2 separate regions of the Mus musculus genome follow, and region 2 is linked to region 1. Evidence: chromatin loops called from intact Hi-C (ENCODE). Cell type or tissue: left cerebral cortex. All regions are shown on one strand.

Region 1 (8,000 bases):
GATTTAGAATAAGTCTAATCTGACACCAATTAATGATGTGCATAATAACTATGGCTTATGCAATAATTAGTTATAAAGGGTAAAGTCATTCTCATAAATGACTAAAATTAGCATAACTTTTACACTGTTTGTTCTCTGGTGTTATCGACTGCATCTGTATCCCCAGCTTCCCGGATTCTTTGTAAATATTCATATACAGCCCACCCCCGGTACCACCAGAAGGTTAGAGTCCCGCTCTCAAGCTGTTGCTTCATGTTGTCCTGTCTAATTGTTCTTTCCCACCCAGCATGGCCCAAGGCTGAGATGTTTGACGCTCCTGGCCACACTGCTGAGACATACCACTCTCTGTCTCCCTGAGATAGGCAGGATAAGGACTCCCCTTTGAAGAAGGTGTCTGTCCCTTCCAGATAGACTGTCACACAGCTCCCCTATTCCTGTAACAGTTTAGGATCAGGCATGCCCTAATAAGTAAGAGAGATAAACAAGGTGACTTTTTCCAAACAAATTAAACCATTTATTGAGTCAATCTGTCTGAACAGGAGACCCCCCCCCCGTTTTTTAACCATCTCATATATATACATGATGGGGTTTACATGTTTAAAATATGGGTTGTATGGGCCATGCATGAGCAGACTATCCAACGTTTATAACAACCTGTTAATCATGGTGAGAATCTACCCTATCCTAGCTCCTAGAGATGAGCTTTTCTCTCCACCTAAACTTTGAGGTATCCCCAACGACCTCAGGGATCTTCCATCACGTGTTTGTCTATTCTGTGAAGTGTGCTGTATGCCATCACTCCAACTGTTAATGAATATCTGCTTTTACTACCCTTCTGTATCTTGTCCCATGCATTGTCTGAAACACAAAGAACCTGAGCATCCCTGAGAAGGCAACCCTAGAATCCCACTGGCAATGCTGCCTTGATATGTCATTGAATGTGACAAATGTCATTGCTCACTTCCTGGGAGAATCCAGTGGCAAAGACTCTGAGACCAACTGTGGCTAGACCGCCCATCAAACCAGGTCAGGAAGGGGAGATAGCTGGAAGTGGTGAGGGCAGCCACTCGGAGTTCTGCAGAGAACTTGCTCCTGTAGAGATGAACAGCTCGAGGGGGAGGGGAATGGGATGAAAATAAAAACAAGAGGTTGCCAGGTAACAAGAGGGCAGAACTGAAATCCTCCTCCTGAGGGCGCCTGGCAGAAGCTGTGGCCTCAGACACTTAGGCTGAGCTGCACAGAGCAGTCCTTGGCAGTCTGCTTCTTGGGGTTCTTTCTCAGAGATTGTGTTGACATGGCGAAGAGAATCAGTTAATAGGATCCATTGGAAGAGGAAAATCATGAGCAAAGGGGCGCTGGAAATCAGCCGTGGGGATGACAGAAAGGGAAAGCTTGGAGCTCCAAGGAAAGAAACATCATTTTCCTAGGCACGGGAGGAGGGGGAGGCCACACAAGACCTGCTAGATTTAGAGGAAACGGTAATTTTTATTTTTTTTATTTATTAATTTGTTTATTTTACAGTACTGAGATTGAACCTCAGGCCTCACAGATGTTTGGCAAGCACTCAAGCACTGAGCTAAATTCCACTCCTTTCTCACAATTTTTTTTTGAGACCGAGTCTCCCTAAGCTGCACAAATTGAACATGAATTGTGCTCTGTAGCCCAAATGGTACTTAAACCCCAATCCTCCTGCCTCAGCTTCTGCATAGCTAGGATAGGATTATGGATCTGCACCACCAGGACCCCCAGGAAATTGTAATTCGTGTGGCATATGTTATGATATGTATTTGGTCCATTTAACCAGGGCTGGCCTCCAGCCTGGCTGAGAGGGTTTCAGGTGAGGAGGTCAGGACTGAGAGGACCTGAACAGTAAGGCTCCTCGGTGGAGTTTCTCCATCCAGGACCTAGATCGCATTCTTCTCCAGTTATGCCTCTAAGCTGGGTCCTGCTGGGTTATGCCTCTAAACTGGAGTGCTGCTTGATTATATCAGAGCCCCAGTTAGGGAAGAATGCACAGGGCTTTTACCAACCAAATCCCTCTCTCTGCAAGGAGCCTTTCCATCTTCACAGCTTACAGTGACCCAGAAATGGAAGACCAGTGGCCACATTCACCCAGGGCTTTGTATACGCTGAACTAAATGTCTATATACACACACATACCTGCATTCATGCATATGCAAACACACACACACATACACAAAGGAACACATGTAAAAACACACACACAAGTTCACATCCACACATGTGCATGCACACACAGACACTAGCACATATGCATAGACACACACATGCACACACACACACACACACACACACACACACACACACACACATCCCTTGCAGAGTCTTAGCCATCACAGCACGTGCTGCTTCTCTGAATCCCAGCTCCTTAATCACATTCCCCTTTTCTGGAAATCTCCTAAGCCCCACCTTTGGTTGCTTAAATCCTGGCACAAGGAGAGTCTCGAAGTGCTTGGACTCTCCTGTCCTTCATGCATGCCTTCACTTACTTCATTTGCTTGTAAATAACAGGATGCAGCTTTCACCTGTGCTGACTTGATAAGCAGCCAGGCAACCCACCAGGAGGAGCAGGATCCCAGACATAGCACTCCTGGGGTTTCTGTGCCTCTGGTCCTCCCTCTATAACCCCAGTCCACAGCAGGACTACTACATGGGCTTTTGACATCTTTTTCATTCACAGATCTGGCTTAGATAGAAACCAGCATTCTTTGCTCTAGATTCAATCGACGTGAAGGAATACCTAACCCAGCTTGAGCTAGAATCAGGCTTTGGTTGAATCTCAGGTATTCAGAGAACAATGTTGTATAGCAGGGAGGCTGCTAATGGACACCTAACTGGGTGCAGAGGATGCCAGTTCTCAGAGAGTGGGTCCTGAGCTGAGCAGACACTGAAAACCCTGATTGATTGCCATACCCCGTTTCAATGTAGTCTGTGGACTCGGGAGAGGATGATCATCACTAGAGTTGAGAAAAGTGCTGGCATAGGGGCTGAGGTGCAGTTTTACCTACACATGTGTCCGATGGCTTCCAACTGAGTAAGACAAAAAAAATAGTTACACACAACAGAATCTAGCTTTGCCTGGCCACCTACATACAGGGAAACTGAGTCACTATCTCTTTTAAATGTGTTCTACTTCTCATTCCTGTCACCTCAGGAGATTCCTTGGGAAGGAGATGTGACCAGTGATAAGGTCCTGCAATAGAGGAGTTACTGTGTGCCTGCCTTCCTTGGAGAGGGTCAGAAAAGCTGGCAGGGAGTGGCACAGAGGGGGGATGGGCCTTGGCAAAGTATGAAGAGCTGAGTTTACATCCTCTTTACATACCGGGGTTCCTCTCCTAATGCATCAGAGATCAAATAATTAAAACCCCTATTGCATTCAGGATTGTAGCCGTCTTTAGACTAAAGCAATGACCTGAGACCAACGAGTGAAGCTCCCCTTCGAAAGGCCCTGTCTTAAAGCAATTCTGAGCTGCCTCTTCTGTGGTACTCTCTTTGTGACTAAGAAGAAGACACCGATGCAGAAGCCTGTCTGTGGGAAAACTTTAAATAAAGAGAAGCCTTATCTCCTAGGAAACCAATTCCCTCCTCCTCATTCTCTGTGCAAAAAGATGGCCAGCTTTCCCCTCTCCCGTCCTCAACCCCATTTCCATTTCCTTCTTCAAGCCCTTTACAATCCAACAAAGCAAGCTTTCTAGGGGAATATATGCTTTTTGACGCTGGATAGTATCCAGTCAGGGTCCAACACGACTTCGAAATGCATAATCCGTTTGAAAAGGTTTTGGGGATGTAGGAAAACAGACAGCTGCAGAGTCATCTTCTAGATCTGACAAGGAGTCAGGGCTGTGAATAGGGAGACAGCTGGAGCCTCTGCGACACTGTTTTCCACTGGGTGGAATTTAGAAAATGTGTCTCTATTACTAAGCATCTGGTTCCTTGTATCACTTATAAGCAATTTCAGCAATGTCATGACCTCAAGGCACAGTGCCCTACGGAAGCTTTCATGTACCCATGTGTTCCATAGGGATTGAACCAAACACTAGGTGGGGCATGCGGGAGATAAAAGCAAAGAGGAAAACATTTAAGGAGGTCCCAGTGTAGGAGAGGAGGCAGACACATGGATGGATAGTGTGTCCACTAAAGAGGCGAAGGAAATGTTCAATGATTTCCCAAGAGTCAGGATTGCTGGGGTGATGGGGGACCCACACAGAGAGGATCTGAAGTATAGATGGAAGGCTGGGAAGACTGCTTATTCAGTTAAGGGCTTACCTTGAGAGCCAAAGAACTGAGTTTGACTTCCAAAACCCCTGTAAAAATCCTGCCATGCTAGCAAGAAATGGTAGTCCCAGTTCTCCAGAGGCAGAGACAGGTTCCTGAGACTCAGTTGCCAGCCAACCAATCATATCGGGTGAGTTCAAGCCAATGAGAGACCATGTCTCAAACAAACAAAGTGGATAGCACCTGAAGAAAGATACCTGAGATTGTCCTCTGGTCTTAATATGTACACACACACACACACACACACACACACACACACACACACACACACCACTGTAAGTATTTCAAGAGGGCATTGATGGAATCAAGTGGACTTCCACACATGGATAAAAGTCCATGAAAAGATATAGAATGTGGTGTCACTGCTCTTATTATAGTTGAACATGGAATGTCCCTCATGGGCATGTTTGAACACTAAGTCCCCACGTGGTGATGTCCTTTTAGGAAGATGTAGAGCCTTTAGGAGGTGGGGCCTTGCTGGAAGAAATGGATCAATCAAGGCAAGCCTTAAAGTTTAACAGCTTAATTCTTGTTAGCTCTCTTCTTCCTGACTGCGGAACCAATGTGACTAGCCTTTGCCAATCCTTAGTCATGATTCCCCACTACAATGTACTGACCATGTTGTCTTGAACATAAATCAAAATAAGCCCCTCCCACTTCTGGTGCTTATTACCCATATTTGATCACAGCAACAAGTAGTTAAGAGTCCTTCAACAAGGCCAGTGCATACATCTAAAAGCCCAGCACTGGAGAGTCTTGGGCAAGGAGATCACAAGTCCATCCTGAAACACAGAATAAGAACTAACCTTATAATCAACCATCCCACCAAAAATAGACCAGCACTGATGAAAAGAGGAGAACGGACTGGTGACTGGGGAGGCAGGAAGCTCCCGTTTTGTGAAGGACATGACCTGTCTATTCCCCAGAACTATGGATTTTTTTTAAAGACTTCATTTTTATTTCTCTGATGGTGGATCATTCACTCAGATGTCTACAAAGGCCAGAAGCAGGCACTCAATCCCCATAAAGTTGCATTTATAGGTGGTTGTAAGGTACCTGATATGGGTGCTGGGAATTGAACCTGGGTCCTCTGAAAGAGTAGCCAGTGCTCTCACTGAGCCACCTCTCCATCCCCAGCTGTTTTTTGTTTTTTTTGTTTTTTTTTCCTGAATGTCAGATTACCGCGGTCCTCAGAGCTGTGTTATCCTCCATGTTCTCTGCTGGGTTGCCTTAGTTTAAAACCTGGGACTGGGTTTCCCAGATTTTGAATTTGTTACTTTACAGTCTGACATCCACCAATTCGGGATCCAGATTCCAACAGCAGGAAGAAGTCAGTGGCCATGCGTACTCTTATGCAGAGGTTAGCAAGCATGTGAGCTTGGACCAGTATCAGGTTGTTCTCATTTAGCTGTGTATGAAGCACCCACGTTGATGCGACCAACAGCTAAGGGTACCATAGTGATTTTTTTCCAAAGTCTTAACCTGAGCCACAGCTGCTGCTTCCTGTGTTCTCAGAAAGCCACTTTCAAGATCTTGAGCTCCTGGCAAACTTCAGCTTTTTCTGACCTTCAGTCTTCCACAGGCTATGGCAAGTTCACACATGTTCTCAAAGAGGTGCGCACTTTCTGAGGTATCATAAAAAACATTTGATAACACTAGGTCCATAGCTGTCTAAAATACTTTCCTGGTTTCTGTTTTCCCTAATCTAGACTCTGGCTGGGGACATTTTAGAACTGGACCCTGTGGCTTGTAAAAAAAGAGGGGGGAGAGAGAGAGAGAGAGAGAGGATTTAATAACACAATGGAGAGACGATGAAGCTCGTGGCTAAGATGGTGGCAATAAGAGTGTTGGAAAGATATTTGAGATGTATGACCACCCAGATGGGGGAGATGAAATGTGCACAGAAGGTCCTGTGGCTGCTGGTCCAGGCAACTGTACCAGAGATGGGAGGATGGCACACAGAGCAAGTGAAGGAGACTTGGCAGGCATGACAGATGATGAGCCCCATGTAGGATGTGCTAAGCTTCTGATCTAGATATTAAACAGGCTAAATAAATCCGAAAGTGGGAGATTTCGACTAAAGGTAATTTTTTTTTCTGGCACATTGGGAACATGGATGTGGTCATTAAGTCAGTACACTTGGTAAGGTTGGTTAAGAAAAGTATACAACACACACACACTCACACTCACACTCATTCATTAAAGAATGACACCTGAAAGGGGAGGGAAGGCTCAGAAGGTAAGGCTGTGTGCCATCAAGCCTGATAACTTGAGCTCCACTCCTGGAACCCCCATTTTGGAAACAGTGCCAAGTCTTACACCCTGGTCTCTGCCTAAATATATACTGCAGCATGTCCATACACACACACACACATACATACATACATACATACATACATACATACATACATAAATGTAAAAAATAACAATTTCTGGAAACCATTAATGCTTCAGAATAGAAGAGAGGGAGGAGAACATAGGATGATTACTTTCTTTGCTCTATGACAGACACCTGACGCAAACAAGTTAAAGAAAGAAAGGGCTATCGTGGTTCATGGTTTCAGTGGGTTCATTTCATGACTGTTTGGCTTCATGCCCTTGGGAGGAACATCACGGCAGTCAGGGAAAGTGGCAGATATCTGTCCATTTCATCACAGAGCTGGAAGCAGAAAGACGGAAGGAGACGTGCTTGGCTGACTACTGACAGGCGCTTGGCTGGCTGCCTCCTGTCTCTCCTATTCTTCTGTCATCATCCCAGAAGGTGGTGCCACCCACATTCAGATGGCATCCTCTTCCTTCCCTTGATTCCTGTAGACTTCCCAGGAGGAACATCTCACTAAATCTCCTAGGTGATTCCAAATGAGTCAAGTTGATGATGAAGACTAACCGCCTTGAGTGGAAGCATCCGGACAGAACAATGCCAATCAGGATGAAGTGTCTGAAGCCGTGGATAAGGGATTGACAATGATGTGAACCATGGCAGATGGAAGGAACGTGAAGATACAGGCAGGAGCCAGGCTCTGTGGTGCTTTGCATCCCAGCACTCGGGAAGGAGATCTCTGTCCCAGGCCACCCAAGGGAAGCATGACATCATGTCATAATACATGAATAAATACTAACAAAGAAGCAAATCCATTTCACGTATGAACTTAAAATGAGAAAATAGAGGCCGGACTCTAACAGACCCTCCCCTCACTCAGCTGTTACTGCCAGTTGCCGGCGCCCGTTCCGGACACTGTGGGGATGGGGGAACAGTTTCTGCAGAGCTGGAAGCTGAACCTTGCCATGACGTTTCCTCTTGTCCTCTGCCTTCTCCCTACTGGTGCCCTATATCACCCCACCGCCACCCCGGCATGGTGCTGATGCCTCTTCTAATGAATCTACCATTGCACGGTCTGCAGTGTGTGTGTGTGTGTGTGTGTGCAGACCCCCAAGTTCATGCAGTGTGGGCTTGTAGCTACTTATAAACTTAGGGATTTAAAAGGTGGTTAACGGTCCTTTACAGCTGTTAAAATCAATGCAACTAAGTCATGATCAGCTATTTCACGCATGAATGCTAGAGAGAGAAACATCGTAGGAAAATGTAAAAAGAGAAATGCCATTCCATGTAACATGTGTCTCTGTCAAAAGCCTCAGCTTCACGCAAGGCAAGCATGGTGAGTCACAGAGAAACAGGCAAGATCCCCCTCCATGGAATAGAAAGA
Region 2 (8,000 bases), 61 kb after region 1:
TTACACCCATATGTTTTGTCAACTTAACACAAACTAGAGTCACATAGGCAGAGGAAATGTCAATTGAAGAATTTCTTCCCTTAGACTGGCCAGCATACAGACAGGTCTGAAGGTCATTTTCTTGACTAAAGGTTGCTATGTGAGAGTTTAGCCCACTGTGGGCAGAGCCACCCCTCCTGGACTGGTGGTCCTAGACTGTATGAAAAAGCAAAATGAGCAAGCCATGAGGAGCAAAGCCATAGGCAGTGTCCCTCTGGGCTCTCTGGGTTCACTCTTCCCTCCAAGTCCCTGCCTAGACCACTTGCCTCTTTTCTTACTGACCCACAAGCCAAATAAACCCTTTCCTCCCCAAATTGGTTTTAGTCAGCATTTTATTACAGCCACAGAAACCAAACTAGGATACATATATAGAGATAATTAAAAGTGAAATTAAAGTATTGATTAAAGACATGTTAAAACTTGTTTTAGTTTGTTATTTCTGACACGGTCTCTCTCCTTCACTTCCCCTTCCATTTTCTCTCCATTCTCTCTTTCGCTCTCTTCTCTTTCCCTTGCCCTCATTTGCAGAAGCACCTATTAGCATCTAGTCGGCTGTTGGAGATGCTCTGATGAGGGTCTGTGGATAGGTGCCTTACATACAACAGGACTGAAGACAGAGAAGTTCAAGGTCAAGATGCTAGCAGGCTCGGTATCTGCTTAGGCCTTGCTTTGCTTTCTCACTTGTGGGCCTTCTAGCTGTGTGGTCACTGGCAGAGAGGAAGAAGGGTCCCTTTGGGATCTCTTTTGCAAGGATACTAATCAGATTTGGAAGGGATCCTTCAACATCTGATCACCTTCCAGGGGCCCCACCTCTTAAAACCTTCATCTTGAAGAAAAGAGTTCTTTTTCATTTGAGGAGAAGCAGCATTCAAGGTATGTGTGTGTGCATATGCATGTGTGTGTGTGTGTGTGTGTGTGTGTGTGTGTGTGTACGTGCACGCACACATGAGAGGTCCTTCCTGAACAGCCCAGGCTGGCCTCTAACTTGCAATCTTCCTGCCTTGGCATCCCAAGTTCTGGGATGGTGGACCTACATCATCACACCTGACTCAGGGTTAAGATTTTGGCCTGTGGATTCATCAATACAAGCTTTCAGCCCCGTCACAGAGTCTAGTGAGACGCTGACTCAAAATCCACTTTGAGATGCAATATTATAAACAGTTAAGTTTTAGACTTGTGGTTCTATTTATTTTCAACCTTTATTAGCTGATACTAATCATATATAGTGAGGGGTATACATGTATACTTTCATACATGTACATATAACATATTTTGGCCATATTCACCCTCCCCATTACTGTCACCTGTCCCCTCTCACAGGTACAGATCACCTACCTACCTCTCCCCAACCCGCCTTCCATCTACTATCAAAGCTTATCTATGAACCACTGAGTTTAATTCGATTTACATACAGGCACATGGGTGATGGGTTGTTAACAGGACAAAGGACAGCTATCAGAGGCTGCACAGCTAAAGGACTTGCCTCCCCCCCCCCTTCCCCCCCTCCAGCAACCATTAATGGCCTTTACATCCTCAGGGAGACTGCTGCCACAATGTCATTTTTCATCCTCAGTACTGTCTCAATTCTGGCTATACTTTTGTACCTGAGACCTCATCTGTCTTGTTGCACGGAATTCAGTGCTCCCTGAAGGCTAAAACCGTGCCTCCTTCCTCAGAGAAAAATCAACCCTTGCCTTACGCTGACCTGTGCCTCTCTTCTGCCAGAGTGTCTAGGAAGTTTTTTTGTTCTTTTTTTTTTTTTTTAACTGATTTTACTTGTGGTGATTGGAATGGGAAATGTCTCCTGCAGGCTTGGGGATCTGAATACTCAGAACCCAGTTGGTGGCACTGTTTAGGGAGGTTTGGGTAGTGCAACCTTGCTGGAGCAAGTGTGTTAGTGGAAGTGGGCTTTGACAGCGTATTGTCTCACACCGTTTCTGGATTACTCTCTCTGCCTCCGCTTGCAGTTGGGGATGTGGGCTCTTAGCTTCCCTCTCCTGACACTATGTCTGCCCCTTACTAGCATGCTTCCCTAGCATGGCCGGCTCTCATCCCTCTGGAACCAGAATCCAAAGTAAAACCCTTCTTCCATAAGTTGGCTTTGATCCTGGTATTTTATCCCAGTGACCCTCTGTGATTTGTCTGTCCCAACAGCAGTGCGCATCTTTGATAGGGTATGGGAGAGGTGGGTGGGGGGCATTGTTAGAGTCTCCGGTATGAAGACACATGTGTACTCCATGCTATAGAAAGGGATCTCCAGGCACATGTTCTGAGTAACGTGTTTACATTGTTGATGATTTATTTGTTCTGGGAACACGCACGAGTACAGCCCAGATGCTCCTAGGAGAGCACAAGATTAATACCAGCTAATGCTGCTAGAAAATGGCCCTTGAATGAAACCTGTGGGGAGAATTCTGGGAGTTTTTGAGAAACTGACTCACCCTGCTTTGAGTCAAGTCATTATGGTGACTATTCATCTCAGAGATCACTCAGCCAACTCCATTCTTCTCTCCAAAATGACCACATCTGACCTGTGCTTTTACCCACTGAATGGTCTCCTCTGCTCTTATCTGTCCCCGTGTCTTAAGAGGTCACTCAGAGTCCATAGTACAAACTCAAGCAAGCCACTGGGTGAGCAAGGACAAGGCCACTCAGAAAAGAACTAATACACAGAAGTCCTGAAGCTAGGGAGTCTCTGAGGTTGGTTTTCCTGGCCTTCCACTCCTGTGTGTCATGTGTGCATGTGTTCGAGCATATTTGTGTGCCTCTGTGTGTGCACATGTGTGTGCATTCATGTGTGTTTGGTCCCAGTTTGACCCTGGTTTGGGCCTTGAGGACAAACCCTAGCCTGGCTTGAGTTTTGAGACCTGTCTCAGTCAGTTCTGTATTGGGGTGACTCAGCAAGACCTGTTTGGCCCTGCCTCTGCCCTGCCTTTGCTGATGCAGAGCTTTGCCATTGGCCCTGTCAGTCACTCCATACCCTCTGTCACCCTTCCCCACCTCCTACATCATCTTACCCCACCAAAAATCCCCCTTCCTATGCTCCAAACTTATATAATCGAGAGGCTGATGCCATAAAGTTGGGTTCCTGCTTTGACAGACTCCCGGCCTGGGTGTGTTTCTTTGGGGCCATCACCATTAACCTCCAGAGAGACCCCAAAGAGTGCAGAACAGGGACCAGTATGGGAGAGACCCCAATGGGTCCAGAACAGGGACCGGGACCAGGACCTAGACCTCTCTCCTCTCAGCTGGACCTGTGTGTGAATGCAGGCACATGGGAGGGAGGCACTGTATGTGTATGGATGTCAGAGGACAAGGGAAATGTCAGCCTTCATCTTCCTCCTTGTTTGAGGCAGGTATCTTCGTGGGTTTTCTGCTGCGTACAGCAGACTGGCTGGCCCATGCACTTCTGGAGTCTCCTTTCCCTGCTTCCTATCTCCTTTTAGGGGCACTGGATTACAAGTTCTTCCTCTGTGCATCAGGCTCTTATGTGTGTTCTGGGGATTGAAACTCAGCCTCGCCTCAGCCTCCACTTGTTTGGGTTTTGTTTTGCTTTGCTTTGCTTTGCTTAGGTGGTCTCGGGCTGTATCCCCCTCATTGCAGGTAAGTTACTTCCTCCACTAACACACTCCCATTGAGCTTCTCCATTCGCACTTCCTCGCCCTAATAAGCAATGAGATGAAGACTGGAGCTTATCACGCTCGCTTTAACTTATCTGGATCCCTTAAACACCTTTTTACATATTGAGTTCAACCTGATGAGCCATCCTGGTACCCACTGAGCTCTTCAAGAGGAGAATAAAGAAGGATTCAGATGAAAAGTGGCCAGGACCAGGAAGTGTGTGCCACGTGAAGCCACAGGTAACCATCAGAGAGAATGAAGACTATACATAGAAAACGGGATCAAAAGAGAGCCAGAAGAGAGTGTTTCCCACTGTGTAAGTGCGGAGGCCCGAAAGGGTGGCCCCTACAATATAAGCGGCATTTTTAAATTACTGTCTACCTCGAGATAGCCTGCAGCAGCCAAACAGACAAAAGGAAATGACAGGAAAGAAAAGTGGGGAGAAAATTAAGATTTATGAAGTGTCTAATATATCCCAGCAACCACACTGATTGCTTTCTGCCCTCTCTTTCTTCTGGCCCTACTACAAGCACAAAAGTGTTAAGCAGTTTGCACTCAAGGTGGTGGCTATTGCAAAATTCAAACACCAGCCTGTTTCTTCATGCCAGGGAATCCTGAGGCTACTACAAGGGCTTATGTCAGAGTTGGGTAGCTGAAGTCTGGGAGAGAGTGGAGCCTGAGGTAACCACCTCAGAACCAGCCCAACCCCATGTTAGAGTAGTTTGGCTGGCTCTATGTGTGGTCCTATGTGGACCTGCATGGAGGGGGCTGGGGATGTGTATGCATGTATGTGTGCATGTGTGTGTGCATGCATTTGTGCACATGTGTGCATGCATGTGTGTGCATGTGTATGTGTCATGAAACTACAGAGTAGGTCTTGAAAGGCAAGGAAGAGATCTGAAGGGAGGCAGGAGAGATGTAGTAATGGAATGTGGGTGACCAGAAAGCAGAAAAGAGAATGATTTGGGGGACGTTACAGGGGACATTAAAGGAAGGGAAGAATTAAAACAGAGCATAATAATGAGCGCATCTGGGGAAAAAATGCCATCGTGAAAGTCACCACTTCATACGCCAACTTTAAAAATTAAGTGTAAAAAAAAAAATAAAAATGGGGATGTGTTCAAAAAAAGAGATACTTATGTAAGTCAAGATGGGTGTGGTCATAATCCTTTGATCTCAGCCAAGTCAACTAACTAGCTCTGGGCTGTTGGTAATGGGGTAGGGGGTAACACAAATAACAATTCCATGAAGACAGTTTGATGCCGGAAGTAAGAAATCTGGATCCATATTATATAATCTAAAAGTGCCCCCACCACCTACCCCCACCCTACGCATGAGAGAAGGAAAGGAGGAAAAAAAAACTCACAGAAATCACACAGTCAAGGCAAATGCAGTGAAAAGGCTCATTGGTTACTGTGGCAACCGACTCTTCCTTGCTCTGGCTGCTTATCCCACGATCCCTCTGTCACCCTATTTTTAGACTGGAGACAACGAGTGAAAATGGCTTTAATTTTTTTTTCTTTTCTATGTGATTAAGACATGCATAACCTTTGGGGAAAGACTCAGAAGACAGAACTTGGGAGTAGGGGCCAGGCCCCTGGTTCTGATTCTGAGGACCTGTGTCTGTCTGGGACCTGGGCCACTGGGTTCTTAGTCAGTGGCCACAAAGGAGAGATACTGAGGGACTGAGGGACCGAACCCAGCTCGGCAGTGTGGAGACTCACACCAAGGCGGGTGGAGGGTCTCGGTCATTTAAATAAGTAGAAGGAAGAGTGTGACGTAATATCTGTAATCCCTGCCCTCGGGAGGACTGGGAGTCTAAGGCTAGCCTTGGCTACATAGTAAGTTGGAGGCTAGCCTGAGATCCACACAACCCTGTCTCATAAAATCATAATAATTTTTAAATGAAAATAAAATAATTATAATAACCATTCCAGGAAGGGGGAGGCAGCTGTGGACTGTCTGATGTCTTCAAGATGCCCCAAAACTCAAAAATTAATCTCCCATCAAATCACTGAGACTATGTATTGTACCCACACTGCCAAGGAACCAAAGGCTAAAACCTCCAGCCTTTTTCCTGAGAGTGAGCGCAACTCTTCTTACAATATTTTTTTTCAGTTGTGATATTTCAAATGTTATTATGGACTATCTGTCTCCTTTCTCTTTTAACTGAAGGAAAGATACTGTTTTGAAAAACTGCCTCTGCCAGATCTTGAATGTTCCCAACACAAAGAACTGATGTATGTCTGCGGTGATAGATATGCCAATTACCTTGATGTGATCACCGCACATGGCATATTGAAATGACAGGCCGTGTTCTGTAAATATGCACAATTACTACAAGTCAATTAAAAGGAAAATGCACTTTGTATCACTTTTCCCCTCTGCTGATGAAGGCGAGCCATGAAAACAGTGTCTCTCTGCCTTTGCCTCGTGGGAAACCTGAATGTGGGCCACATGCTCTCAAGCTGGTTTCAGGAGAAAACCGGGCCTCCTGAAATGCAATGGAAAAGCCATTGACAACCACAGTGCTAAACACCGGGTCTGCATTGCGGCAGAAAATAGACCTGAGCTGGAGACAGGGAGAAGTTGGGGATAGCTCCCTGTGGGAGGAGAAAAAGCTAAGCCAGACCCGAGCCACTTGTTATATTTTGTTGACTCAGCTCAGGGATGAAAAGGGGTCTCGTGGGTTCAAATGGGTCTTGAGGCTCAGCCCGACAGAGTCACCCCACTCTGTCGGAGGGGGAGGTGCAGGCTGGGAGGTAAAGGGCTGTTGTCTCCTCTGTTTATTATGTTAATGAAGAGCCTTGGTCGAACTCTTTGAGAAGCTGCGCTGGAGATGGGGTTGTGTCCACTGCTGCTTTTCAGACCCAAGGGTGTTCTCCCAAAGTGCTATACAAGATAAGGAGCCCCCTATCTCTCTTCAGGAGAGGGACAAGAACAGAAAAACAGCCAATGAGTGGAGGTGTCTCCATGAGGACAGTTAGAAGGTGAACCACTTCAAGCAGATGTTGCCATCATTCACCCCGTGAGATGAAGCCGCCCGCAGTGGGGAGAAGGTACGGAAAGTTCAGCTGTGGGAAGCTCGGCCACGAAGAGAAGGCTCCTCAAGCTACTATCTCACTTCCCCAGTCCGTTGCCGGTGGGTGTTTTAAGTGCCCTATTTGAGAGCGTTTGGCTATCTACCCTCTGCCTGCTATTTATCCTTTTACTGTGGGTAACTAAATACTTAAGAAACCCCACCCATTCAGAACTCAAAGTATGGCTGTCCATACTTTGATTATCCAGACCGTACAGAATGGCCTTACAGGTCATTGATGGGAAAAGCGGGGTTTCGTTTTAGATCAGCTGGGGTCCCAGGGTGCGGCTGCCAGTGTCCAGCATGCTGGACTATTGCAGACAAGCTATGTGCAGGGAAAGTCTGTTTGCAGTCTTCTGGCCTCTGTATTCATCACCTGCTGACACTCACAGTTTAGTTAACTCTCCCATCTTCAGCGCTCTCCTCCACCACAGACTGTATGCATCTCCTCTCGTGTGAGGCCATCACCTCTGCTGCTTCCTCTGCTATTTCTACTACATGTGTAACCATTGCTTAACATGTACCATTCATGTAGACGGCGCAGACTGCAAACCCCCACGTGCGGCATGAGTCACATCTGATTCATCAGTGCCTAATTACCAGAGGGTTTTACCTTCAGAAGTATCTGTTGAGTAAAACGTGACTGCTCCAGGTTGAAAGTGACCCTCAGAAGGCGTGTGCATTCAGACTCTGGAATGTGACCTTATGTAGAAATGGAGCCTGCAGGTGCAATTAGTGAAGATGACATCATACCAGGTGTCAGTGCTTCTTCGGCCAAGGGACTGACACCCTTATAAGAAGGCTGTATGGAAACACAGAGGGAAAGAGACAGCACCCTTGGGGGTGCACACATACACTAGGGAATATCAAGGGCACTGGTCAGCACAAGAAGCTAGAAGGCAAGCAAGGAACAGACTCTTCAGTGTGTCCATTAGGACCCACACTTACCAATGACCTGACTTTGGGCTTCTGGCTTCCAGAATTTGAGTACAAAATCCTGTTGTATTAAGTCACTCCGTTTGTGGTAATCAACAGCTTCCCTGGTAAGGTGATGTGATAGCTCACCTGTATGGAGTTTAAATTCAGTACAAAGTATCGCCCTTCTACTCATTGTACTTTGTGGTTGTTCTTGTTTGCAAACTGTTGTCTATTTAGACCATCAGAATTGTCAAATGTCCTACTCCAACCAGTAGACAAAAATCACACAAGTCCAGATTAACCTTTACAATTACCTTTGACCTGTAAGGTACCAAAATGGGAT

Evidence for each region. Hi-C counts contacts between places; a loop is a spot of excess contacts. Peaks named below come from ENCODE experiments on the same cell type or tissue, not always from the same donor. Only the 100,000 strongest peaks of a DNase experiment are listed, where the experiment ranks them.
Region 2: a loop joins it to region 1, with 2.1 times the contacts of the local background. A loop is called at or near these places in 2 of 42 quality-filtered maps.

Annotation. Positions count from the first base shown.
Region 1 is chr6:136,238,049-136,246,048 of GRCm38, forward strand. No RefSeq gene overlaps it. Among named protein-coding and RNA genes, the nearest start is that of Gm26105, 39 kb to the right of the region's middle. In left cerebral cortex, CTCF peaks have their summits at 1,213 and 4,056; DNase peaks (open chromatin) are centred at 1,272, 2,623, 2,737, 3,641 and 2 more places; H3K27ac peaks cover 3,501 bases.
Region 2 is chr6:136,299,449-136,307,448 of GRCm38, forward strand. No RefSeq gene overlaps it. Among named protein-coding and RNA genes, the nearest start is that of Gm26105, 22 kb to the left of the region's middle. In left cerebral cortex, no CTCF peak of the experiment used is centred here; DNase peaks (open chromatin) are centred at 4,593, 5,084, 6,063 and 7,261; H3K27ac peaks cover 2,652 bases.